Linked DNA regions of Homo sapiens: all the other regions are linked to region 1. Evidence: chromatin loops called from intact Hi-C (ENCODE). Cell type or tissue: HCT116. All regions are shown on one strand.

What was found. A loop is a pair of places that touch in the nucleus more often than their neighbours do. Peaks named below come from ENCODE experiments on the same cell type or tissue, not always from the same donor. Only the 100,000 strongest peaks of a DNase experiment are listed, where the experiment ranks them.
Region 2: it touches region 1 in a loop (4-fold over the local background); 4 of 110 quality-filtered maps call a loop at or near these places.
Region 3: it touches region 1 in a loop (3-fold over the local background); 9 of 110 quality-filtered maps call a loop at or near these places.

The regions. Positions count from the first base shown.
Region 1 is chr17:79,609,371-79,617,370 of GRCh38, reverse strand. RBFOX3 (RNA binding fox-1 homolog 3) reads left to right here and starts at 6,320. Exons shown (of 15, transcript NM_001350451.2): 1 at 6,320-6,545. In HCT116, a CTCF peak has its summit at 4,482 (motif pointing right); a DNase peak (open chromatin) is centred at 4,470; H3K27me3 peaks cover 2,750 bases.
Region 2 is chr17:79,424,746-79,432,745 of GRCh38, reverse strand. The region is part of intron 2 of RBFOX3 (RNA binding fox-1 homolog 3); the gene reads left to right. Among named protein-coding and RNA genes, the nearest start is that of RBFOX3, 180 kb to the left of the region's middle. In HCT116, CTCF peaks have their summits at 4,614 and 4,814 (motif pointing left); no DNase peak of the experiment used is centred here; H3K27me3 peaks cover 750 bases.
Region 3 is chr17:79,398,271-79,406,270 of GRCh38, reverse strand. All of the region lies in intron 2 of RBFOX3 (RNA binding fox-1 homolog 3), which reads left to right. Among named protein-coding and RNA genes, the nearest start is that of RBFOX3, 210 kb to the left of the region's middle. RefSeq lists an enhancer at 1,813-2,314 and a silencer at 4,831-5,005. In HCT116, a CTCF peak has its summit at 4,960 (motif pointing left); a DNase peak (open chromatin) is centred at 5,000; H3K4me3 peaks cover 605 bases; H3K27me3 peaks cover 2,151 bases.

The DNA of each region.
Region 1 (8,000 bases):
TGGAAGGGGAACGAGGGGAGAGAAGAGCATCTAGGGGTGCTTCTGGAAGGATGGGGAAGACCAGATAAGGTTTTTAGGCTGGTAGGCTAAGACCCCCCCATCCCCAGAGCAGGAAAGACAGAAGAGGATAGAGCAAGAGAGGGCTGGATGGAGGGAGAAAACGGAAGAAGAATTTGAAAGGGAGCAGGAAGACAAGATGAAACTAGAAGGAGGCGTGCAGGGAGAAAGCTGCTCCCACTGAAGGCTCTAGCTTCAAGGTGAAACTGTGCCACCATCTGCCAGGAAAAAAGGGTCAGGAGAAAGAGGGATGATAAACCTTGGGACTGAAGTGAAGAGCGGAGAGCCAGCCGGCGGACACAGCTGAGGCTGAGGCTGGGTGTGTGAGGGCCGAACACCTCTCTTCCAGCTATGGGACAGAGCACAGCCCGGCCCTGTGACGTCTTCATTTAAGTTAGCTGGTTGGCGTCTCTGACCTCCAAGGTCTCCTTGTGACCTACATTCCATGGAGCCCGGACAGGTGCACAACCCCTGAGAGCCCACACAGTATAAATGTTTGCACATCTGCCCCGCGTGTTTCGTGAAACAGTAGTGGGGCGTTTTGATCATACATTCCCTCAGGTCGTGTGGGGCTCTCCCTAAGTGGTATTTATTGATGCAGGACTGCACAGGGTCCCACAGCGTGCTTGGATGGTGGCCTGAAGGGGAGATCCGACACATACAACAGCGGTAGCAGGCCTGGCAGTAGTGGGGAAGTAGTAACACGTGTGTGTGTGTGTGTGTGTGTGTGTTTGTATAGAGAGAGACAGAGAGATCCATTCTTTTTTTTTTTTTTCTTGAGATGGAGTCTTGCTCTGTCGCCCAAGCCGGAGTGCAGTGGTGTGATCTTGGCTCACTGCAATCTCCACCTCCCGGGTTCAAGTGACTCTCCTGCCTCAGCCTCCTGAGTAGCTGGGATTATAGGTGCCCTCCACTTCGCCCGGCTAATTTTTGTATTTTTAGTAGAGAGGGGGTTTCGCCATGTTGGCCAGGCTGGTCTTGAGCTCCTGACCTCAGGTGGTCCACCTGCCTCGGCCTCCCAAAGTGCTAGGAATACAGGTGTGAGCCACCGTGCCCGGCCGAGAGATCCATTCTTAACAAGGAGGTTACGACTACATAGAGTAACCTTATAATTTACTCTGTTGGACTGAGAAAGCAAGCAAGGCAGCCAATGGCGGTGACATCAGCTCTCCAACGGGCCGTCGGTGCTGGCCATCTGTGGACCTCACAAGAACGTCAAAGACCAGCAAGGAAAAAGCAGGCCCCTGATCTCTTGCTTTCCTCGATCCTTCTACAGTTGCATCTTCACCTCCTTTCTATCTGTGGATGTGTCCAGTGCTGAATATGAAAGTGGGGCCATGATGTCCTTTCTGTCTGTGATGATTTGGGTCTGCTACCCTTAGACGGAGGAGCCTGGGAGAAGACAATGTGAAACTCTGGAACCGCAGCTGCCCCACGCTTTACAAGAGCCTCTTTTAGGGAGTTCTTGGGCAAGGCATGAGGGGTCCTGGGGAACCAAGGGCCTCCTTGGCTGGGGCTTCTTGCAGGTTGGTGGGCTGATGTGTGTTTTCTGTTTCTTTGTTCCCTGTGGCCACCTCCTGATGCTAAGAGTAGATCAAAGTAAATGCTTCCATGGGGCGAAATGAGGGTCTTCAGCTTACACAGGTGGCAGTGCGTGGAAAGGAAAACAGGCACTCCACTGCAACACGGCCCGAGCCGGCCGGGCACAGAGGGGAGCAGGGGCCAGGCTCACCTGGCACTGAAAGGGTGGTACAATGGCAGGAGGCATCTTGGTAGTGACAGCCCTCTACATGTCTGAGCCCTAGGCAGCTGGACATGCCACCACCCTGCTCTCATCTGGACTGGCAACCTCTTGCCCGGTACACAGCTGCCCTCCTGCCCTCCCTCCTCTCCCACTATGTGGATCCCTGCCCGCTTACTAGATCCTCTGTTTCTTCCATCCCTCATTGCCCTCTTTCATGCTTTACACCCTTGTTTTGTTAGAGCACGTCCTCTGGTAGCTGAGAGATGGTGTGTGGGAAATAATTTTGTCGAGATCTCGCATGTGCAAATGTCTTTGTTTTAATCTCACGTTTGATTGTTAATTTTGTGAAGTAAGGGATTCCAGGCCAGAAATCACTTGCCATCAGCTTTTGAAGGCACGCTTTGTGATTGGTTAGCTGCCCTCTTTGTGTTGAGAATTCTGGAGCTATTCTCGTTCCTGCTCTTTTTTATGGCACCTGGAAACTTGGGGAAACATTTTTTTTTTTTCTTCAGTGATTTACTTTTCAAGATAATGTGCCTTGATATGAATCATTTCCATCGATTTTGTGGACAATTTGGAAACTTATTTCTGGAAAAAAATTCTTAAGTAATTGATGATTTCCTTTCTTCTCCTCCTCCTCCTTCTCTCTGGGGGCCCTATGGGGGTCGGGGTTAGAATTCCTTTTGTGTTGAGCCTCGTGAATTGATCATCTAGTTTTTTTTCATCCCCTCTTTCTTCTTTTTCTCCTCTTTGCCTTTTTGCTTTGCCTTCTGGGGCATTCCCTTACTTTTCTCTTCCAGCCTGTCTGTTGAGATGTTTTGTTTCTGCTCTCATGCTTTTAACTTCCCAGCTTTTTTGTTCTCTAAATGTTCTCCTTAAAATAGCACCCTGCTCTTGGTTCATGGATGCGGTATCTCCTCTGATCTCTGGGAGGATATTAAATACTGCTATTTCTGATGTTTTCTCCTCCCTGCCTAATATCTGTTTCCTCGAAGTCGGCCCCGCTCTGTTGCGTGTTTTGGCGGCTCCTTCTCATGAAGGCTTTCCGCAGGTGTCTGGTCATCCTTGGCTTTTTACTCACCTTAGGGGGGCTGCAAAGCTGGTTGGCAGCTCCGAGCAGGGAGTGGGGCCTGTGCTTGGAAGCAGCAAAGCTCTATCTTCAGGTTTCCCCTCTGGGTGCTGGTGAGATTCCCCAGAGGAGATTCTTCCGGCCTCCTGCCAGGAGGGTGGAGGTCAGGATGCTGACAGGTGCCGTGAGGGAAAAGGGGGGCTCTCCGTGCAGGACGCCCCTCTGTCCGCAGTGTCTGGCGGCCCCCAGGCCACAGAGGCTGCTTCAGTGTCCTCAGGGAATAAACCTCCAGAGGGGCTATCCGAGGATCTCCAGGCTTCCCCGGGTCTTGGGCCCCACGCCTTCTGAGCCTTCGGGGGATTCCATTGTCAGCCTTCCCTGCCTCTGGGCCGAGACTCAGCTCCGTGAGGGCGGGCCGCCACTTCTCCTGTGCCTCCCCGCTGCCCACAGCCGGCTACTGTTCTCTTTTCTCCTATTCTCCAGGTCGTTGGGGTTTATGCCTTTTTAAAGTTATTCTTATTTGAGATGGAAGTCTCACTCTTGTTGTCCAGGCTGGAGTAGTACAGTGGCGCGATCTCGGCTCTCTGCAACCTCCACCTCCCGGATTCAAGTGATTCTCCTGCCTCAGCCTCCCAAGTAATTGGGATTACAGGCACCCACAACCACACCTGGCTAGTTTTGCTATTTTTAGTAGAGACGGCGTTTCACCATGTTGGCCAGGCTGGTCTCGAACTCCTGACCTCAGGTGATCCACCCACCTCAGCCTCCCAAAGTGCTGGGATTACAGGCTTGAGCCACCATGCCCAGCCCCTTTTTAAAATTTTCTCTTTGTAGTTTTAGTGGGATTTTTCAGAGGGCACGAAATTAGCTCTGTGCCTTCAGTCGTCCTGTTGGCCCCAAGCCCAGTCTCCCTGTGTTTCTCTCCTAATGATTATTACCAAGGACTCCCCAGTCCTCCCCATGTGCTCACTTTTTAAAAATTAAAGTTTCCAAATCAGAGGTTTTAAAAATTCTCTTAGATGACGTCCCCAAATGGAAAATCTCCCGGTTAGTGCTGGTATGTCCTGCTGGCCCTGACACTTACTCTCTTCCGGCCAGATCCCTGTCTACGACAGCTGAGCACGAAGGGCAAACTCTCTGGGGCTGGTAATGAGGCCGGCCTGGCTGGGGCCTGTTCCCAAGGGGTGTCCTCACGCGCAGGCCCTGTGGCCAGTCCCAACCACAGAGGCCAATTTCAGTTTACCACCCGGGCGTCTGAGCAGGCCCACCGTGTCCTGAGTCCTGGGCTGGGACTGGTGGAACTTGGAACAAGATTTGGTGCTGTCTTCAGAGAGCTCTTCCAGAACGTCCCCAAGGAATGATTTACCGGGCCCTATGCTTTGCAGGGACCCCTCTTCCACTCGGGCACACAGCTCTGCCAGGTCAATGTGTCCCCACTTCACAGGCACATGCAGAACTCGCATGGGGAGCTGAAGGGAGACGGAGATGGGCTCGAATCCCACTCTTCGAGAGGTTTCTGCGAGGAGGCTCCAAAGGGCAGTAGGGTCTGGACCAGAGAGGAAAAGGCTCCCCAGGGAGAAGAAATGTGGGCAAGGGACAAGCGGGACCGACAGGGGGCACTGCCGGCACAGCGAGGCAAGAGCCCTGCCTGCAGGGAGACAGGTGCCTGCCAGGCAGTGGCTGGGCCCAGCCGGGAGTTGGAGGCCACGAAAGCCTGGACCATCTGACAGCAGAGAACCAAGAGGCCCAATTAGGGCTTTAGAGCTGGAATGCGCCATTTCAAATCCGGTGGCAGGGGAAAGTTCAGTCAACCAGGCGGCTGCCTTGCTCGTAGACACGGCATTTATCTGGTGGTTAGCTGTGGGGCTGTTTAGCTGTATGCTTGGAATTGTATAACACGATTCCCACCGGCCAAGACAGATCAATGACCCAGACGGGCTGGAGGGCCAGAAATTAAAAGCATGACGCTCATAAGTGGGCAGCGGCCACTGTCTTGGCCACCGTCTCTGCTGCCCTGCAGGGGGGGCAGCCAGCAGCCCAGAGCCCCTACTACCGAGAAGCTCCAAATCCATACTCCCCTCTTCCTGGCCTCTGGGTCTTCCAGGCCCCTACCAAACCCCAGATTCCATGATGTGCTTTTCACCTCACACAGAAAAGCAGGACAGTCAGGTGCGAGGAGGAGGCTAATTGTTCCAGGAGCAGCCTTCAGGAGCAAAAGTGACATGGGGACGGGTTTGGATCTGTTTGTGTGTAATTTGGAAATGTCCTTCGATGGTGCAGGCTCGTTTCTCCAGCCTGGTTGCTGCACCAGAATGTCTTTTGTTTTGGAAATGATTACTCAGCCTCCTGCCTAAACCTGTTTGGGACCGTCCAGACCTTCTTGCCCACTTCTGGTGTTGTGTGCCAGTGGTGGGCTGACCCCAGCAATAGATCTCTCCTGCCTTTCCAGAGGGTCCCCACTCCACTGTGTCCTCAGCCTCTGCTCTCCTGCTCCCTCTGCACCAAGGATAGAGACCCTCCCAGAACTCACACCAGGCCCCTTACTCTAGATGCTGGGGGAGGCTGGGACTGGGGACAGGAGCTACCTGATCTTTTGATTTTAGGGAAATCCTAAGCTGACCTCCCACAGTCCTTCCTCTCCAGCCAGGCACAGGTGGAAATGTTTAAATGGGTTGGGTTGGCCAATCTGGACTAACAGCACGGAGTGGGCCCGATCCCTTCCTTTCCAGTGGTCCTCCAGGAAGTCAGGGCACCTGGGCCTAGTGAGGGGGTTTGGGGTATGTGGGCAACTCAAAGGCATGGCATGGCATGCGGGGTGGGGTGGCATTCGTCCCTGATGCTTGGTGACCACGTCCCATTGCTGGGGATCCCTGGGCCTGGCAAAGAAAAATGGCCCCCAGGGACAGCGAGGCACAAGGGCAGGGGTCCTGTTAAGGGTCACCTGGGTTGATCCGCCCCCAAGATAGCTTGGAGGTGGGGAGGGGCAGCGGGCTTGGGGCTGCCCTTGAAGGGACCAGGGCAGCACTGGGTTCTGGGATCTTCCGTGTGTACCCCACCTCTTCTGTGCCCCTGCCCCGAGGAGTTGGCGCTGAAGGCTGCAGGGTGCTGACCGCCGAAGCCCACCCGGTCATGGCTCTCCCCGCTCCGCCGCCCTCCCCGGCCGCGCGACAGCCAGAGCCCCCTCCCATGCCGCGCGCTGCGCGCTCCGCTCGAGCTGCCACCGCCGCCCGCGCCGCCGCCGCGTGCTCCTGCTGCCGCCTCGCTCCAGCCGAACGAGCCAGAGGAACGAGAGAGAGAGAGAGAGAGAGAGAGAGAGAAGGAGGGCGGAGAGAGAGAGAGAGAGAGAGAGAGAGAGAGAGAGAGAGAGAGAAGGAGGGCGGAGAGAGGAGGGAGGAGAGAGAGAGAGAGAGGAGGCGAGGGAAGAGCGAGCGCGGGGCTGCTCCGAAGCCAGCAGAACCTCCTCGGACAGCGGCCCCAGCCGGGCCCCAGCAGCTCGCGTGGTCGGAGGAGAAGCAGCTGCCACAGCTGCCGCCCGAGCCCGGCCTCGCGCGCCCCTTGCCGCTGGCTCGCCGGTGCCTGTGCGGCCCCAGGACGCCGCTGCCCGCTCGGCGGCCGGGATGCAGCCGGGGCATGGCCGCCGGCCCCCAGTCACCTGCCGCGGGGAGCGCTGAGCCCGTGAGTAGCCTGGCCTCGTCGCCCGCCTCGCTCTGCGGCGGTCATTCCCATCGGGCTGAGCTGGGGGAGGGGGACATGGCCGCGGAGGGGCGCATGGGACCCCGCAGTGGGAGGCGGGCTGCTGAGCGCGGCCGGGGCTGACCCGAGGGCGCGTGGGGTGGGGTGGCGCCCTCGGGGTCAGGGGTCCCTGCGCGGGGTCGGGGTCCCTGGGTCCCTCCGGGGCTGGGGTCTGGACGCTCTGTCCGGCCGTGGGCCAGAGGGGCGATTTTGTGAATGGGAAGGCCCGGGGGTCGGGCTCCATGGAGACGCCAGGGAGTCCCGCGCGCTGCGTGGCGGTGGCAGTGGCGGTGGCGGTGGCGGTGGTGGTGGCTGTGGCGGCGGCGGCGGCGGCACAATGCCCGGCGCGGGGAACTCCCCGGCGGGGGGAGGCAGAGGCGCGCGGAGATCCCGGCCCCGCGGGGCGCGTCCGAGCAGGCAGCCGGAGCCCGCGCGGGTGGGAGAGAGGCTGGCGACCCGGCGGTGGTGCAACGTGCGTCTGTCGCGGCACCCAGGCCCGGAGAGAGCCCTGCCGGGGTCCTCTGAAAGGAGGGTCGCTGAGAGGTTGATGACCCAAAGGAGTTGTGGGGAGGAAGGGGCTGCCACAGCTCCCCAAATAGGAGCGGGGCCCGCAGCACCGCGGTGTGCGCGGGGGCCGAGCAGCGAGGGGCGAGCGGCGCGCAGGGCCCTACAGGGGGCGGGCTGGGGGCGCTCCGGGCCGAGTCCCCAAGCACGATAGGAAGGCTGGAACGGGAGCAGAGGCTGCCTCTCTGAAGCCTCGGCCACCCCCAGGGCCTCGAGCAGCGCGGCCGGGCTGGGAAAGCCGGGCACGCCCCTGGCCCAAACTTTCTGCCCTGGTGGCCCCGGGCGGTGGTGGGGCTCGCCCGGGGCGTGTTGGGCTCGCACGCTCGGGAAGGTGGTCTTCTGTGGCGTCTCGGGGTGGCGCGAGGCCAGTGGTCATTTTGGTGCTGGGGGTCGCAGCCTCCCTCCCCGGGACGCGGAGCCTCCCCTGGCGCGCAGCCCTGCAGTGTCGGTGCGGGGACCGAGACGCGGCGCCCCGCGTGGAGGGGCATTGGGAACCTGTCGGGTCCCCAAGCGGCCCTGGGATCCCTGGTATCACGTAGGGTGGGGGTGGGATGTTCCCGGAGTCCACTGGTGGGGGCGGGGGCCCAGCGAGGTGGGGAGAAACTCCTGGACAACAGAGCTGCCTCCCCCTCCCCTTTCCGTTCCAGCTTTGGCGAGGTACCTGATTTATTTAATGATCACTTTTAAAAAGGAGTCCCGCGGAGCCGCTAGTCCCGACGCGCGAGACACCCCACGGTGGAGGCTAAGGACAGAGACCCAAGGGATCCATCCCTGGGTTTAAGTCCCCCTTCCTGCCCCAGCTGGTGGTGAAGTCGCTTCTCGGGCGCGCAGGTT
Region 2 (8,000 bases), 180 kb after region 1:
CCACGTTAGCTTTTTTTTTTTTCCCCTTTGTCTGCCTTAGGGCATCTCCCTGGTTTCTCATCAGTAAATGAACCCGTTCCCTTCACATCTGGGACACAGGGCCTTTGATACCAGTGTGCATGAGAAGGACGGAAGAATAATTAACAAATTAATTAATTGTCCTTTGTTTACACTTCAAACAAATGAGGCAGATTTTTTTTTAACGAAACAGGTTGCACACAAATAAAAGGCTGCTCGCGACCCTTGGGAAGTGAACACGTGTTTCCAGTGGCATTTGCAGATGTCCCACCAACCCAGGTGACTGATGTGGGTATGGTTAGCTCCTCCATGAGCCAAGCTGGCTTTTGCCGCCTGGCCCAAGAGGTGAAGCTCCATGGAGATGCTTGTTTCTATGAAACAATCTTTTAAAAGACTCTCCCAGCAACCCCACTTCTGGGTATACACCCAACAGGGTTGGAAGCAGGGTATGGACGAGACATGTGCACACTCGGTTCATAGTAGCGTTATTCACAAGAGCCAAGAGGTGGAAAACCCAAGCGTCCAGCCACAGATGAATGGAGAAACAAAATGTGGTCTGTCCATGCCAGAGAATATTACTCAGCCTTGAAAAGGAAGGAAATCCTGACACAGAATACACAGTGTGAATGAAGCCAGAAAACGTGATGCCTCCGTAAGAGAAGCCAGACCTAAAAGCACAAGCACTGTATGACTTAGATGAGGTCCCTAGAATGGTTACATTCATAGAGACAGAAATTACGTCGGTGTTTACCAGGGCCTGAGAGAGAATGATTGGGGAGTTAGTGTTTAATGAGGACAGAATTTCAGTTTGGGAAGATAAAAGCATTCTGGAGATGGAAGGTGGCGATGGCTGGACAGCAAAGCAAATGTTCCGAATGCCACTGACTGTACACTCAAGATAGTAATGGTTCAGAGATATGTTTGTTCAGTTGATGAAAATGTGGGCCGGGCGCTGTGGCTCACGCCTATAATCCCAGCACTTTGGGAGGCCGAGGCAGGAGGATCACCTGAGGTCAGGAGTTCGAGACCAGCCTGGCCAACATGGTGAAACCCTGTCTCTACTAAAGATACAAAAATTAGCTAGGCATGGTGGCATATGCCTGTAATCCCAGCTACTCAGGAGGCTGAGGCAGGAGAATCACTTGAACCCAGGAGGCAGAGGTTGCAGTGAGCCGAGATGGTGCCACTGCTCTCCAGCTTGATGACAGAGTGAGAATCCATCTCAAAAAAAAAAAAAAAATTAGCCAGGCATGGTGGGGGGTGGGGGGCACCTGTAATTCCAGCTACTCAGGAGGCTGAGGCAGGAGAATCGTTTGAACCCGGGAGATGGAGGTTGCCGTGAGCCAAGATTGCATCGTTGCACTCAAGCCTTGGGGACAAGAGTGAAACTCCGTCTCAAAAAAAGAAAATGTGGTCAGAGGCTCTTGGGAACCTAACCATGTGTTTCCCCTAGGAACAATGGTTCAGTATTTGTAAAGTCAGTGTCTGAGAGGTCTTTGTGGAACATAACCACTGCAGTGAGAACAGACCGCGTGTTTAAGGTTTCCATTTCACACCTTCGTGTTCCTCAGCTGGGCCCTGGATTCCCCGATCCTTTTCATGTGCAATACCCATGATCACCGATCGGGCTTGACCTCATGTTTTTAGACTTAACTGTAAGGAATGATTCTCTGGTTTGATCCGGGAAACTTGAAGTTGTTCTTCTGGCCACAGAGATCAATGAATTTCCAATCTTCGGCACCTATCAGACATGCTTTCTGGTGAAATTGATGTCCACAGGCAGCAAACTGAACATGGGGCTCTGAGCGTGTCTGTTTTCACTTTATGCCCAGTGATCTTATGACAGTCTTTTGGCAGATAAGAAACAATATTTGCTGAGCACAGGGCGGGTGTGGTGGCTCACGCCTGTAATCCCAGCACTTTGGGAGGCCGAGGCGGGTGGATCATCTGAGGTCAGGAGTTTGAGACCAACCTGGCCAACGTGGCAAAACCCCATCTCTACTAAAAATACAAAAATTAGCTGGGTGTGGTGCTGCATACCTGTAATCCCAGCTACTCAGGAGGCTGAGGCAGGAGAATCGCTTGAACCCGGAGGCGGTGGTTGCAGTGAGCTGAGATGGCGCCACTGTACTCCACCTGGGTGACACAGTGAGACTCTGTCTCAAACAATAATAATAATATTAGTCGAGCACAGTATAAAGCACATACTATTTATACTTTAGAAACAAAAGTACTTGCAAAAGCGTATTTGATACTGAAATCACCTTTCTGATTAAGAGACTCCTAAAAGGACAGTTAAATGAACTATAGTTTGGGAAGCCTCCTTAACTGTAGGCAGGGGTTTTCCATTTACGGATGTGTTGAAGGATTTTCAGGCATGTTATGTTTGAGTCTATTTTCTACTTTTTTTCTTATCTGCTTTATTTATTTATTTATTTATTTATTTATTTATTTATTTGGAAGATGTTTTAGACAGGTTCACTCTCCTAAGAATTTTTCTTGCTATTGTAAAAACAATGGCTCTCGAAGTGACTGGGCTATTGTTCAAATCAAACACCTTTTCTCTGAAGTCGTCTTCAAAGCGACGGCTGGCTGGCCCCTGTGGTCTGAGTGCAACGCTGGGGGAAATCACTCAATCCTAGAGCTGGGTTGGTGCGCTGATGTCTCCAGGGAGCTAGGTGAAGCACCAGGCTCCCCCACCTCGCCTCGGCAGCCCCCTGCCTGGACTCTGATGTGCTGGGGGCTTGCATCCTTTGTCCTCTCACCCACTTTCCTTTCTGGATTCGCAGAGGTCAAGGACTCCCAGGCCAAAGTCAGGTCCTCAAGCACAGGCCCCAAGTTGAGCAGAACCACGAATTTATAGAACAAAGGCTGCAAGCCCTCCCCTTCCTCCCAAAAGAAGAACAAATGTAGGGATGTTGGGCTCTGGAGCCCAACGCAGCTGGCATCAGATCCTGGATCTCACTCAGGAAGCATGTGGCCCCGACGAGTCATTGATTCCCATGGCCTCGGTTTTGTCTTCTGTAAAATGGAGCTCCTAGTTTCTGGGTGGCAGGACTGTGGGAATTAGAGTCAGCCTCTCAACTGGCCCAGGTGTGACCTCAGGCTCCCCTGGGCTCCCCAGGTGCCCCCTTGAGGACCCAACCTCGGCAGCTGCAGGCAGCTGGCACCACACTGGGCTTCTTAGTGAGGGACTGAGTGAGAGGCAACTGTATATACAAACCCTGGCCCAGTCCACGGCATGGCCTCCCTCCTCCTGCCCAGCCTGCTGGACTCACTCTCTGCCTGCATCTCTTCTCCTCCCATCACCTGCTGCCACCCCACATTGCCAGTCCCCATTTGGGGACTTCAAGCGTTTCTTCTTCCGGTTTCCTCTGTTCCTCTCCCATATGGGCAAGGATGGGACTCATGACCATCCCAGGGCCCCTCAGGGTGGACGAGGCTCTGTGCGGGTGTGTGGTCGCTGGCCACTGCCTCTCCTCACAGAGGGTCAAGGATGCCTTTCCAAGGTCTCGCCCAGCTCTGTGCTGGTGTCCCTGAAGAGGCTGCAAGGAGCATGCTCCACGGCCGTGTGTGAGCGTGTGTGCCTCTGCACACGTGTGCACAGCACGTGGACCTGGGGCTGCTTTGGCAGAGGTGTTGTTGGCATCAACAGCAGCAGGAAAAGGTTCTGGGTAGGGGAGAATCTCAAGGGGGAAGAGTCTCTCTGGGGGAGTCACTGGCAGGGGAAGAGTCGGTGAGGGAAGCACTGGAAGGGGGACCCGGAGTAAAGAGGGAGTCAGCCACTCCGGGAACTCTGTCCATGGAGCAAGGGCAAGCTCCAATATACTGTGCAAATACTATATGACTTTACTTATACAAGGTCCCTAGAACAGTTAAATTCATACAGACAGAAATTAGACCGATGGTTACCCATCAGTAATTCACTGCTAGTTCTGAGAACATAAGCCGGGGGGCAGGGAGTGTCACCTACCCTCAGTCCTGAGCTGGGGAGGTCACAGGCCACGTCCTGCTGGGGACGTGAGCGTCACAGGCACTGCCACCATGGCTTCTATCAGCAGGGGTGTGGACGTGGGCGTCTGTGAAATCAGAGCAGTCCGTATCTCTGCCTCCCGAGGCTGTCGGAGGCTTTTTGTGGGTGCAGCTCAGGGAACCAGAGGAAAGCAGGAAGGCCCGTGGGTCACCTGTGGGTTGGCATGGCTGTGGTGATGTTCAGGGGACAGCAGCCCCGTGTTAGGGACAAGTAAAAAGTTGAGACCAGCCTAAGAGGGCTCTAGGCCCCATCAGTGGAGCTGGCTCTGCCCTGATACCGTGTCCCTGGACTTGTTCCTGGATGCGAAGGCTGGGCGGGGGCAGACGCAGGTGGAGAGTGGCTCCCAGACCAGGGTGGGTCTGCAGGAGACCGTCCTGCCCCGCGAGCTCCCCCATGGCACCTGCCCTCCCTCACCTCCCCTCACTGCAGGGGCTCCGGGGAAACTGTGCCTTCAGGCTGTGACTGTGGAGATGGGAGGGTTTGTGCTGGTGCCACACCCAGGAGCCACCTACAGTGCACCAGGCACCTTCAAGGGACAGAGAGAGAGGGAACGAGGACAGCGAGGATATTGCTGCAGGCGGAGTCTGTCTCGGCACAGTGGCTGCCTTGTGGGCCCATTTCTTAAGGCTGAGTGTAGGGGTTGACCTGGACATTCAGTTATACAGGAGGAGGGAGTGTGGGGATGCCGTGGTTTTGTGGTGGCCACGTCAGGTGAAGTGCCAGCCGTAACCAGCAGGCCCAGCTCCATCTGCTGGGAGCACGGGGCCCAGTCAACAGCTGCTTTGGAAAAGAAGTGGCTGGGAGACAAAGCATCCTCAGGGACGTGTGTACACGTGTTCATGTGTGCATATGTGCATGTGTACATGTATGTTCATGTGTGCACGCCTGTGCATGTTGCAAATATGTGTGTGCGCATCTGTGCGTGTGCAGGTGGGGTTTGTCAGATGGTGTGAATGGATGTGCTATGAGGAGCCTCTGCCTTCTCTGCTCATTGTGCTTCCTATCTCAGGATGTTTCCCCAACAGGATCCTTCTTCGGGGGCCTTAGCTGTGTCCTAACAAGGGTCTCCACGGTTAAGAGTGAGAAATGCTGTTAAGGAAGTGCAGTGGGCTCTGCCCATACTTTCTTGGTGCCTTCAATGGGACAGTGTTCATCAGGAGCATCCACAAGGCAAAATCACTGGCTGAGCTCCCAAGCGTATTCGGCCTCACAGCTCCCCTGGTTTGTGGGAAATCTTGTAGGATCAGTGTTGCAAGGAGCAGGCACAGCCCGGGAAGGCCCCCTGCAGTCGCCCCTCAGAGACAGGGGTGCTTCCCGCCAGCCCAACTGTGTAGGGACCTTTCTACCAACAGGGTCAAAGGACATCTCCCAGGACCTTAGAGCCTCAGCCCCTCCATTCCCTAGAGCAGGGTCCCTGAGGTGGTGCTGGGTGATGTGGAATGGAGCCTCCCTGGCCGCACTGCTTCCCCGGACAGATTGGGATCCAGATTCTGAGTGGGCCTGTCTGGGCAGGGGCCCCCCGTCCGCATCTCTTACCAGCTAAAGGGGAGGCACAGCTACTGCTCCGAGCACCATACCTGGAGAACTGAGGATGTAGAGAGCTTCGGGATTGGCGGGAACTGAGGGTCTGCAGGTCATCAGAGCCAGGTCCCTGCTTCTGCAGATAAATAAACTAAGAAAAGGGACTCCGGGGCTGGGTGTGGTGGCTCACACCTGTAATCCTAGCAATTTGGGAGGCCGAGGCGGGTGGATCACCTGAGGTCAGGAGTTCGAGACCAGCCTGACCAACATGATGAAACCCCATCTCTACTAAAAATACAAAATTACCCGGGCATGGTGGTGCATGCCTGTAATCCCAGCTACTTGGGAGGCTGAGGCAGGAGAATCCCTTGAACCTGGGAGGTGTAGGTTCCAGTGAGCTAAGATCACACCACTGCACTCCAGCCTGGGCAACAAGAGTGAAATTCTGTCTCAAAGCAAAAAAACAAACAAACAAACAAAAAACACACACCCCAAAGTAAATAGAGCCGTGCTGTCCCCTCCAAAATTTGGAAATGAGGTGGGGTGTGGACAAGTAAGTCAAGCTGTGGGCTAGGGAAGTTCTGGGGTTCACACCGAGGCTTCATCAGTTCACTTTTGGACTCCAGTTCCCTCACCGGTAAAACGAGGATGATAGGTGCCTGCCCCATCGGCTGGAAGGAAAGTCTTGTTGGAACCACAGAACACTGTGTCGCGAGTGCTCCCGGCCTGCCTGCCGTTGTCTCTTCATTGTTGTCACCTCTCAGGGATGCCAGTTTAGAATGTGGGTTGTTCCCCTGACCCTGAGGTTTTATTTACTGTTCGAGCAAGAAAGACATGGCGCATTCACGAGAACACCTCCTCTCCCAGCACCTGCGACAGCCATCCTCGACTGTCTGCCTCCCCTCTGGGCCTTGCCTGCATGGGACAAGTGGGACAAAGGACTGGGATGCTGCCGGAAAGGTGGGCCCCACGACCTGGGGAACCTGAAAGTCCTCACACCCCAGCCAGCTCTTCTGCTCCTCTCTCTCCTCAAACCCAGGCCACCAGCACCCATGCCCCCTGACTCACTCTTGCCAAAAGCCCCTGGTTCTGCTTGTGGGCTGTGTCTCCCTCTCCTCCCCAGCTCCAGGCCATGAGTCCCGCAGCCTTGCTCTCTCCCCCTCCACACTCTCCGTGATTCCTCCAGTGTTACACTGGTCACCGCGTCTGTCTTCCCATTGCAGAGAGAGCCCTCGCCTCGCACCACCTTCCCAGGCGCAGGCCTGGTGCCCGCCCCTCTTTGCAGCAAGATCCCTGGAAGGGGGTCTCTGCCCTCACCATTCCTTGTCCTCTCCTCCCCCCATCCTCTCCTCCTGCCCTCCCCATCTCCACTGCAACTGTCCAGTGTCTTTCGGAACCCCCGGGCCCCCAATCTCCCGCTCTGTCCCTTCACTGCTCCCTCTGCTCTTGCCGCCTTCTAAGTCGGAATTCGTGGCCCTCCTGTCTTCTCCCCCTTCCTTGCTCTGTCCATCTCTTGGCTGTGAGTGCCGCCCCAAGGTTGATCCCAAGTGCACAGCTCAGCAGGGTCTACCTTGGAAACTCCCTCTTTATTTACCCCCATGGCCTCTGCTGTGTCCTGTTGGGTCTCCCAGATATCTCAGGCTTTGCCCCTCTGAAGGAAGTGAGAATCTTTTAGGGCACCATCCTTGGCAGCTGTGGACACGGCTCCAGTCCGGGTGGGAGGTGCCTCCTTCCTCTGGGGAGTGCAGGCAGTTGGGGCCCCAGGGGGTTGACTCCCTGCTTGGCTACACACTGTGGGTTCCCAGTGAGCACTGGGGCCACACAAGCCCCCCCAGGCCCTCCCCACTGCAGAGGGTTACTGCGGAGGGGACTTGCTCAGGGCACTCAGAGGGAGCTGAGGCCTCAGGGATGAGAACCAGCCAGGAAGGAGTTAGGTCTGGACGAGGGTGCTCCAGGAAGGGGGGTTTGCAGGGTGCGGTGGCCTGGGCAGAAGGATCTGGGTATGTTCTAGAAGCTGACAGAAACCCATGCTCCTGGAGGGTTTAGTGTAGCAAGAGGAGGTGAGAGAGGAGGGTGGGGCATAACAGGCCTTGGGTAAGGAGCACAGATTTTATTTTCTAAAACCAGGAGGCTTGTGGAGGGGTTAGCAGGGCGTGAGTGTCACCTGATACATGTTAAACAGCAAGCCATCGGGCGACAGGGTGGGGCTGGCCCAGGGTGTCAGAGCACAGCAGAGGCCACAGGGAAATGTGTCTCCCTCTGGGAACTTGCAGACAGTTGACCATGGTGGGGAGGGGCTTTGGTGACTAAATGGGTAGGGGCTGCCTTCCAGGAGCAGAGATGGGGCGAGTCAGGGGACACCAGCATCCGTCCAGGCAGGCCAGGTTTGAGGATCCCAAGGGATGACCCCAGGAAGGACATGAGGTGG
Region 3 (8,000 bases), 210 kb after region 1:
CTGGGAGAACGAGCAAAAAGAGAGTTTGCTTGTCTCTGCCTGGTTTCCATCTTCTAAAGCAACATAAAGAATGAGAAAATAATCTCTCAAAATAAGCTGTAGCTGAACAACACAGACAGGCATGTTCCCAACAGCTCTGTTCACAAGAGCCCAGAAATGGAAACAGCCCAAACATTCATCAGCAGAGAGATGGATAAATAAACCCTGGGGCATTAGGAATATTACACAGCCATGAAAAGGGGCAAGGGGCCAATACATGCAGGGAGGTGAATGGGCCTCAAAACCCTGATGTAGCATGAAAGGAGCCAGCAGTGAAGGCGTGCAGTCCCAAGATCCATGCACAGAAAGTTCTAGGACAGGGAAAACTCAGAGGTGGTGGAAAACAGTGAAGACAGTGGTTGCCCTGGGGGCTGGAGGTGGGAATGGCTGGGGAGGGGCATGAGGGGACTTCCTGAGGGGCATGGTCTGCATCTTGGCAGGTGAAGAGTTGTGCAGCTGTGTGCATTTGCAGATTCATGCGTTTCTTTTTCTCTTTCTTGTTTTTGTTTTTGAGATAGAGTCTCACTCTGTCACCCAGGCTGGAGAGCAGCGGTATGATCTCAGCTCACTGCAACCTCTGCCTCTTGGGTTCAAGCGATTCTCCTGCCTCAGCCTCCCAAGTAGCTAGGATTACAGGGGCGTGCCACCACACCCAGCTAATTTTTGTGTTTTTAGTACAGACAGGGTTTCGCCATGTTGCCCAGGCTGGTCTTGAACTCCTGGCCTCAAGTGATCTACCCAAAGTGCAGGATAAAGCCACCATGCCTGGCCCAGACTCATGCATTTCATTGTATGTCAATTTTTACCTCAAAAGAAAAAAAAAATGTAAACAAATGTCAAACCCTAGTTGATGATAAACTCGCTGAAGTATCGGGGGAAGTGCACACACGTCTGCAGCTTACTTTCAAATGCATCAAAAATAATAAACTAGGTTGTCGGGCGGCGGAGGGTGGAGATGGGCTCAGATGTGTGATGCAGCGTGTGGAGGAGAATGCCCCAGTGTGGAGGAGAATGCCCCAGTTGCATCGAGCTGGTGGGGTGCAGCCGTCACCGTCAAACTCCTCAGCTTTTCCATATGTTCGAATATATTGGTGATAAAATGTTGGGGGAAAATCAGCTGTAAGATGAATACGTAAAGGGCTATTTTTGGAGAGACCTGGGGAACATGCTTCACTGTGGTGATTGCTTGGGAGGCCCTCATAGTCTGGGAGTCCCAGCATCCTGCCGTGGGTGGGACGATCCGATGCAGGCCTTTGATTTCCTGGAGTCTAGACTAGGTGTCAGGTCCTGAGGAGGGGACTGAGGCTATCTACTTCTTTGAACATCCATGATTCTGGTCTTCTAGGATTTTACAGACTAGCTGGGAGGTCAAACACATATAGAGGAAAGAGTTAATTGCCTAAAACTTGGTGTGGGGTAGGAAGGCAGCTGGACTCTGGAGATGGACAGGTGAATGGCCCAGGCAGCTGAGGTCTGAGCATACCAGGCCACAGGGAGCCATGGATGGTTCTTGGGGGAGGGAGGCTGTGAGAGCAGGACTGGGCCCAGTGAGTGATTTGAGGGACCCACAGGGGTGGTGAGGAGGGCCAGAAGCTAGGTAATGGGAGGGGAGGGACAGGAGAGTCCGTGGAGCTGGTGGCCTGGATGTGGGCAGAGGAGAGGGCGCCGGGGCTGAGACTGGACCCCCAGTGCTTCTTGGCTTCTCACAGGCTGGCCCTCTGCGTCCATCTGTGTCTCCTGCCATCTTTGGGCCAGCTGCGTGACCTGGGCACAGAGGGCTTTGCAGCAGAGTGGGGCCGTGTGGCCTGGGGTGCCCGCGGGCTGGGACTCCTTGACACGTGCTCTGGTCCCAACTCCTTGCATCCCTCATGCCCGGAGTGTAGACTGCTCACCTCAAAGAGTTGGCTTAGGAGGGAGGAACCAGTGCCTAGCCAGGCCCCTGGTGGGCTGGGACATGGAGGGCTCCCACCGCTGTGGCCCTGCCCACGCCCACTGTCCTCACGGGCCTCAGTCCTGCGGCTTCCCGCCAGCTTGTTCTCTCCCCCTCAGGCTCCCCCAAATCTGTGTGTTCAACTGAGAGTGGGGACGGGACACTGGCATCACCCTTGGCAGGGAAGGAGTGAGAAGAGAGGACCATAGAAAATGAACATCCTGGGCCGGGTGTGGTGGTTCACGCCTGTAATCCCAGCACTTTGGGAGGCCAAGATGGGTGCATCACGAGGTCAGGAGATCAAGACCATCCTGGTTAACATGGTGAAACCCCGTCTCTACTAAAAATACAAAACTTAGCCAGGCGTGGTGGCGGGCGCCTGTAGTCCCAGCTACTCAGGAGGCTGAAGCAGGAGAATGGTGTGAACCCGGGAGGTGGAGCTTGCAGTGAGCCGAGATCGCGCCACTGTACTCCTGGGTGACAGAGCAAGACTCCATCTCAAAAAAAAAAAAAAAAAAAGAAAAAGAACATCTGGGAGCTTGTGCTGGGGGAACCTGAGAGGACGGGGCCTGGGCAGGTTTGCCCTGACACAGATGCCTGGAGGGCGGGTGAGGGGGCAGTGTACTGGGGGACAGGGAACAAGCCCCGCCCTGCCCAAGCCAGGAAAGCCACCAGGGACTTTCCCACCGAAGCTGTCCGGGACGTTCCCACCACAGCACAGCCCTCAGTGGCTAGACCTGTGGGTCTGTGGAAGCTGGACCTGTGGAGCTGTGGGGCTGACGGGGGTGGAAGTCCATGGTGGGGCTGTGTTCACGGATTATTCCTGAGCTCTGGAGTCTGGAAGTCAGGCTTGCCCACCTGTAGGTGACAGATATCCCTGACAGAGGTGCCCATCCACAGGAGCCTGAACCCCCCATGGGAGCTGCCCGTCTCTAATTTGCACAGATCCCTGACCTCAGGGGCAGCCCTGCTGCCGGGACCTGGCCCCACCTGGTAGGGGTGTGGGCCTTGCCAGCCAAGGGCCTTCTAGGACAGTCTGGCAAGCTAAAGGGCGACCAGCAGGCTCTCAGCCATCAGGAGGACATACAGGGTGGTGGGGAGGGTCTTGCTTTTCACCGCCCCTCCCCAAGCACCAAGGGAGGCCTGTTCAGGGCCCCAGCGAGGGGGAGGGAGCCAAGTCTTCCTCCTTCCCCCTGGCTGCAGTCCTCTCCCAGCAAGGCCACTGTGTCCCTTCCGAGATGAGAAAAGGTCCAGGGGTTAGTGTGCCTGGTGGGAGGGTCAGCCCTTCCCACAGCAGAGCAGATGAAGACCTTCAGCATGATCTGATGGCGATCCTGATGAGCCTTCTCTTTGCCGGGCACGTCCTGTGGGTCAGGCTCCTGCTGAGAATGTGACCTGCAACCTCGGGGCAGCCCCACGACATCCGGGAGGGTAGGTACTGCTCACACCCCCATAGTAGAGATGAGAAAACTGAGGATCCAAGCTGGATCCGGGTCAGAGGCAGAGGGTGCACTGGCTCTGACCCCGGGCTGTCCAACTCCAAACCCGTGCTCTGAAATCCCATCCCATCACCTGGCACTGAGCCTTCACCTGGTCCTCCCATCGTCCAGCCTCCTGTTTCACAGACAAGGAGACCGAGAGCCAAAGATGATAGCCAGTCGTAGAGCTCAGCGTCCAGGCCCTGGCCCACCCTTTCCTGTGCAGTGGGGTCCCCACCACCCCATGTGGCTCCTGCTTTGTCTGTGTCCGCCCCGCGGGGCCCCCTGCGCTCACTCCAGCGGGAGCCCTACAGCTTCTCAGGGGATCGTTAATCCCCGTTAGCACAAGCAAACAAACTCCCCGCTCCATTTATTTCATGGGGCTCCCAATTTAATTAGGTTTCCCAGTTTTCCGCCTGTCCTGGGCCAATCACTCCTTAAAACAGTGGAGAATTCATTTGCACCTGCTGTCAGAAAGCGTCTCTCCCCAGTTAGAAAAATAATTAAGCCATCATCACACATCAGGGGTAATGAATCACCATTTTTCATTCAGTTCGCAGGTCGTTTGTTTTCTTCTGCACTGGCAAAGGAGGTGCAAACTAAATTTGAGCAGCTGCCAAGTGGATCCTGCCTCCCTTGCAGAGCCCCTTCCCTTCTTCTCTCTCCAGAGACCCCTTTTCTCCTTGAGTGGTGCCATGGGGACAGCAGCCTCTGAGCATGCCCAGCTCTGCCTGGGTCCTCCACCCTGGGCTCCTGGTGGTGGGCCACAGATTGTCCCCTGCTTCTGCTCTTTCTCAGGTGTGACTCCCAGGTGGCTGCTCTGCAGGTAACGTGGAAGGTCTCACCTGTAAGAGAGCCGTATGCGGTTCCTGTGGTCACCAGAACGGATGACCACAACTGTGTGGCTTCAACAGCAGCATTTATGCTCTCACAGCTCAGGAGGCCAGAGTCCAGGATCAAGGCAGGGCCGCGCTCCCTCGGGAGGCTGGGGCTGGTGTGTCAAGCTGCTGTATCTGGAGCCGGTCGTCAGACCCACAATGATATCTGAGTGGGTACAGACCGTGAACTGCTGGGCCAGGTGCCCTGGGGCTCATAGAGAGGACGCCCCATGTAGGAACTTACAGACCCGTCACGGAGCAGGCTCAGCGAACGTCCAAACACGGGGCATGGGATCGGGGTGAAGGGAGAAATGAGCTGCGGAATACTGGAGTGTTGTCTCCTTTAAAAGTGAAACAAAAGAAATAGGTTCCCCTCTCCCATTCCCTCCCCTCTCCCTCTGCACTGAAGGCAGGGTCTCACGTGCACACTGGGAACACACACGCAGGACAGGGAATAAGGCGTTTGCATTTTGCAGACTCTCTCAAGGTGGTCTCATTGATTGGCTGATTGGTTGACTGTACCCCTGGATCATGAAGGAGTCGTTTTGGGGGGCTCACTGGCTCTTCTTATTTTTTTGTCTTCCCATTTGGCTTGAAGTTGACCTATTTTAAAGTGGTAGTAGCCCCGTTCTACCACCTGGTGGGGCGCGTGAGCAGCAGCGTGCGCAGGGGCGTGGCTCCCGCCGCTCAGGGCTCCTTTCCGAGAAGCTGGCTGTGAGTGGAACCTGACCGCGGAGCCCCGAAGTTCTTATCTTTCCTTTGATCGTTCCTGTAGGAATTGATCTCCCCTGCCGAACCGCTGTCATTCTAGAAGCAGCTCCAGAAGCGAGCACCAGCGTGGCTGACTGCTCTGCAGGGCAGCACTGGAGAGGCTCTGCGTCTGTGAATTTAAAAATGAACACGCCCGGATCTCTAGCTTTGGAAGTAGGGTTGTGACGACGTGTTTTTCTGTTTTGTCTCGTTTTTGTTCGGAGGAGGATCTCTTGGCACAGGGATGCTAGCTAGGCTGTCTGTAGACACATCCAGGAGCTCCCCAGGTGGCAAGGTGTTGTGGCAGCTTTGTGAGGGGCTGGCCCAGCTTAGGAGAGTGTGGGGACTTCGGTTTTGGCTTCGGAGGTGGCCTGACTGATGCAGAGACCCTCCCAGATCAGGGCAGTGACGGGGCCAACAGGTGCCCCCAAAAAGGGGTGAGTCCAGCTCCCACCTCTCAGTCAACGGGCATTAGAGCAGGAGCTGCTGCATTTGGGACACCCCGCTTACAGCCGCATCTTCCTAGTGTGTCTGAGCCTTCTGCATTCTTAAAACTGTGGTTAATTCGCGGGTCACACGTGAACTCACTTCACCCACCCCCAACACCTTGTGAGGTGGGTGTTATGGGTGAACTGTGTCTCTCTAAGATAAGTTGAAGCGCCAACCTCTGGTACCTGTGAACGTGACCTTATCTGGAAACAGCCTTTGTGGATGTAATCAGGTAAAGATGAGGTCACTAGGGTGAGCCCTAACCCACCATGACCAGTGTCCTTGTAGGAAGACAAAAACGCCGTGTGAAGACACATACAGGAAAAGGCCCCGTGACGGCAGAGGCAGGGTTGGAGAGACTCGGCTACAAGCCCGGGAGCCCCTCGGGTGGCTCCAGAGGCTAAGAAGCCATGAGGAAGAATTCTATCCGGAGTCTCAGCAGGAGCTTGGCCCTGCTGACCCCTTGGTTTGGGGCTCCTGACCTCCAGAATGTGAAGGAAAAAATTCATGTTGCTCTGAGCCACCCAGTTTGTGGCTCCCCTCTGGAGTTCCAGAGCCCCGTGGTGCATTTGTTTCACTGTCAGACTTTTTCCCCACTCCAAACCCCATTCCCCGAGAATCCTGCTCCGATCCTGATCCCAGGGGCAGTGTTGGAAGTGTCTGGAAACCGGTTAAATCAGCAGTGGCTCCACTGTCCCTCCAGCACTCCTGAGAGAATCTGTGGGTAGAGACAAGCAGTGGGTGAACCTGGATATCTCCAGACCTTTCCTGAGTGATGGGAAACGATGTCTAGATTCCAGAGCGGGAGTTAGACTGTCCTGCACTAGCCAGTTAAGGACAACGTTCACTTGGAGAGAAAGCCAGCATTCTTTCCAGCGGCGCGTTCACGCTTGCTGAAGACGGGAGCGCCCGAGGGTCTGTGGTGTCTGCTGCTCCCCGGGGAGGGGCCTCGGCTACATCTGCCTGAGAAGCCAGCAGGAAAAGGTGATGAGAACATCAGAGTTTAAAAACAGGTTTTCATAATGGACATTGTCTTTTGGTTTCAGCAGCACTTTTCCCACAAAATTAAAGGTAGATTTTTTTTGCTTTCTCCTTTGTGACTGCTGGGAGAGCGTGGCCTGCTGGGCCCTGGTGCGGCCACCGTGTGGGATTTTGCTAAATTTGATGACCCCTGATGGTGAAAAGTCCTCCCTGAACCACTGTCTTGAAAAGATGGCAAAAAAAAACCATCCCTGCCCTCCACATGGAACCTGCAGTCACGCCAGGAAAACCCTTCATGAAAGCTGGTGCAATGCTGTCACTCTAATCAGAAGCGCGAGCCGTGCACGGAAGCAAAACTGCTGATTTACCAGCTGTGTGTGTGCGGGCACGCACCTTTGCCTCCCGGTGCCTCGGTTTCCTCATTTGTGAAGCGGGGATAGCCTCACCCACGGTACGCATTTCCTGTGGCCGCTGTAACAAACTGCCACGGACTGGGTGGCTGGAAACACAAGATTTTTTTTTAACATTCTGGAGGTCAGAAGCCCAAAACCAAGGGGTCAGCAGGGCCATGCCCCCTCTGAGACTCCAGGTAGAATCCTCCCCACGGCTTCTTAGCCTCTGGGGGCCGCCAGCCACCCGAGGGGTTCCCGGGCTTGTAGCCGCGTCACTCCAACCCTGCCTCTGCCGTCATGCGTCCTTCTCTCATGCATGTCTTCACACGGTGTTTTCCTCTTCCTACAAGGACACCAGTCATGGTGGGTTAGGGCTCACCCTATGACCTCATCTTTACCTGATTACATCGGCGAAGGCTCTGTTTCCAAAGAAGATCTCGTTCACAGGTACCAGGGGTTTGCGCTTCAACTTATCTTAGAGGGACACAGTTCAGCTGTGCACTGTGTGTGTTGGGTGGGCGAAGTGAGTCCCCAGGTGAAAAGTGGTCAGACTCGTGACTGGCCCCCGGTAAACATCACGTAGATGGCCACTGTGCCCCTGCCCTTACTACTTTATGCACTCACATCTCCCAGGGTAATTCCGCTCTCTCAGCCTCAGCGCTGCTGCTACGTGGGAGCCGCATCGTCGCCCACGGTGGAGGCCGCCCTGTACGCTGCAGGGCATTCAGCAGCACCCCTGGCCTCCACCCACCAGATGCCAGAAGCCCCTCCCTCAGTTACGATGACCAACAATGTCTCCAGACATTGCCACGTGTCCCTCCCCAGGAGGTAAAATTACTCTCGGTGGAGAGCCGCTGACGTGGTTTATGTGGTGTACGTATGTTAAACGCTGACAGATATCGTCAGGCTGTGTCCTCCTGCCAGGCCTCGCCAGTTCACATCCCATAGTGGGTCCCCACATTCTGGGGTGACGGGACACCTTCACCCTTTCCCACTTTTCTGAAACCGTGGTGCAAATTGATGCAATGAAGCCTCGTCTAGGCCAGGAGCGCCTCAGGGCTGG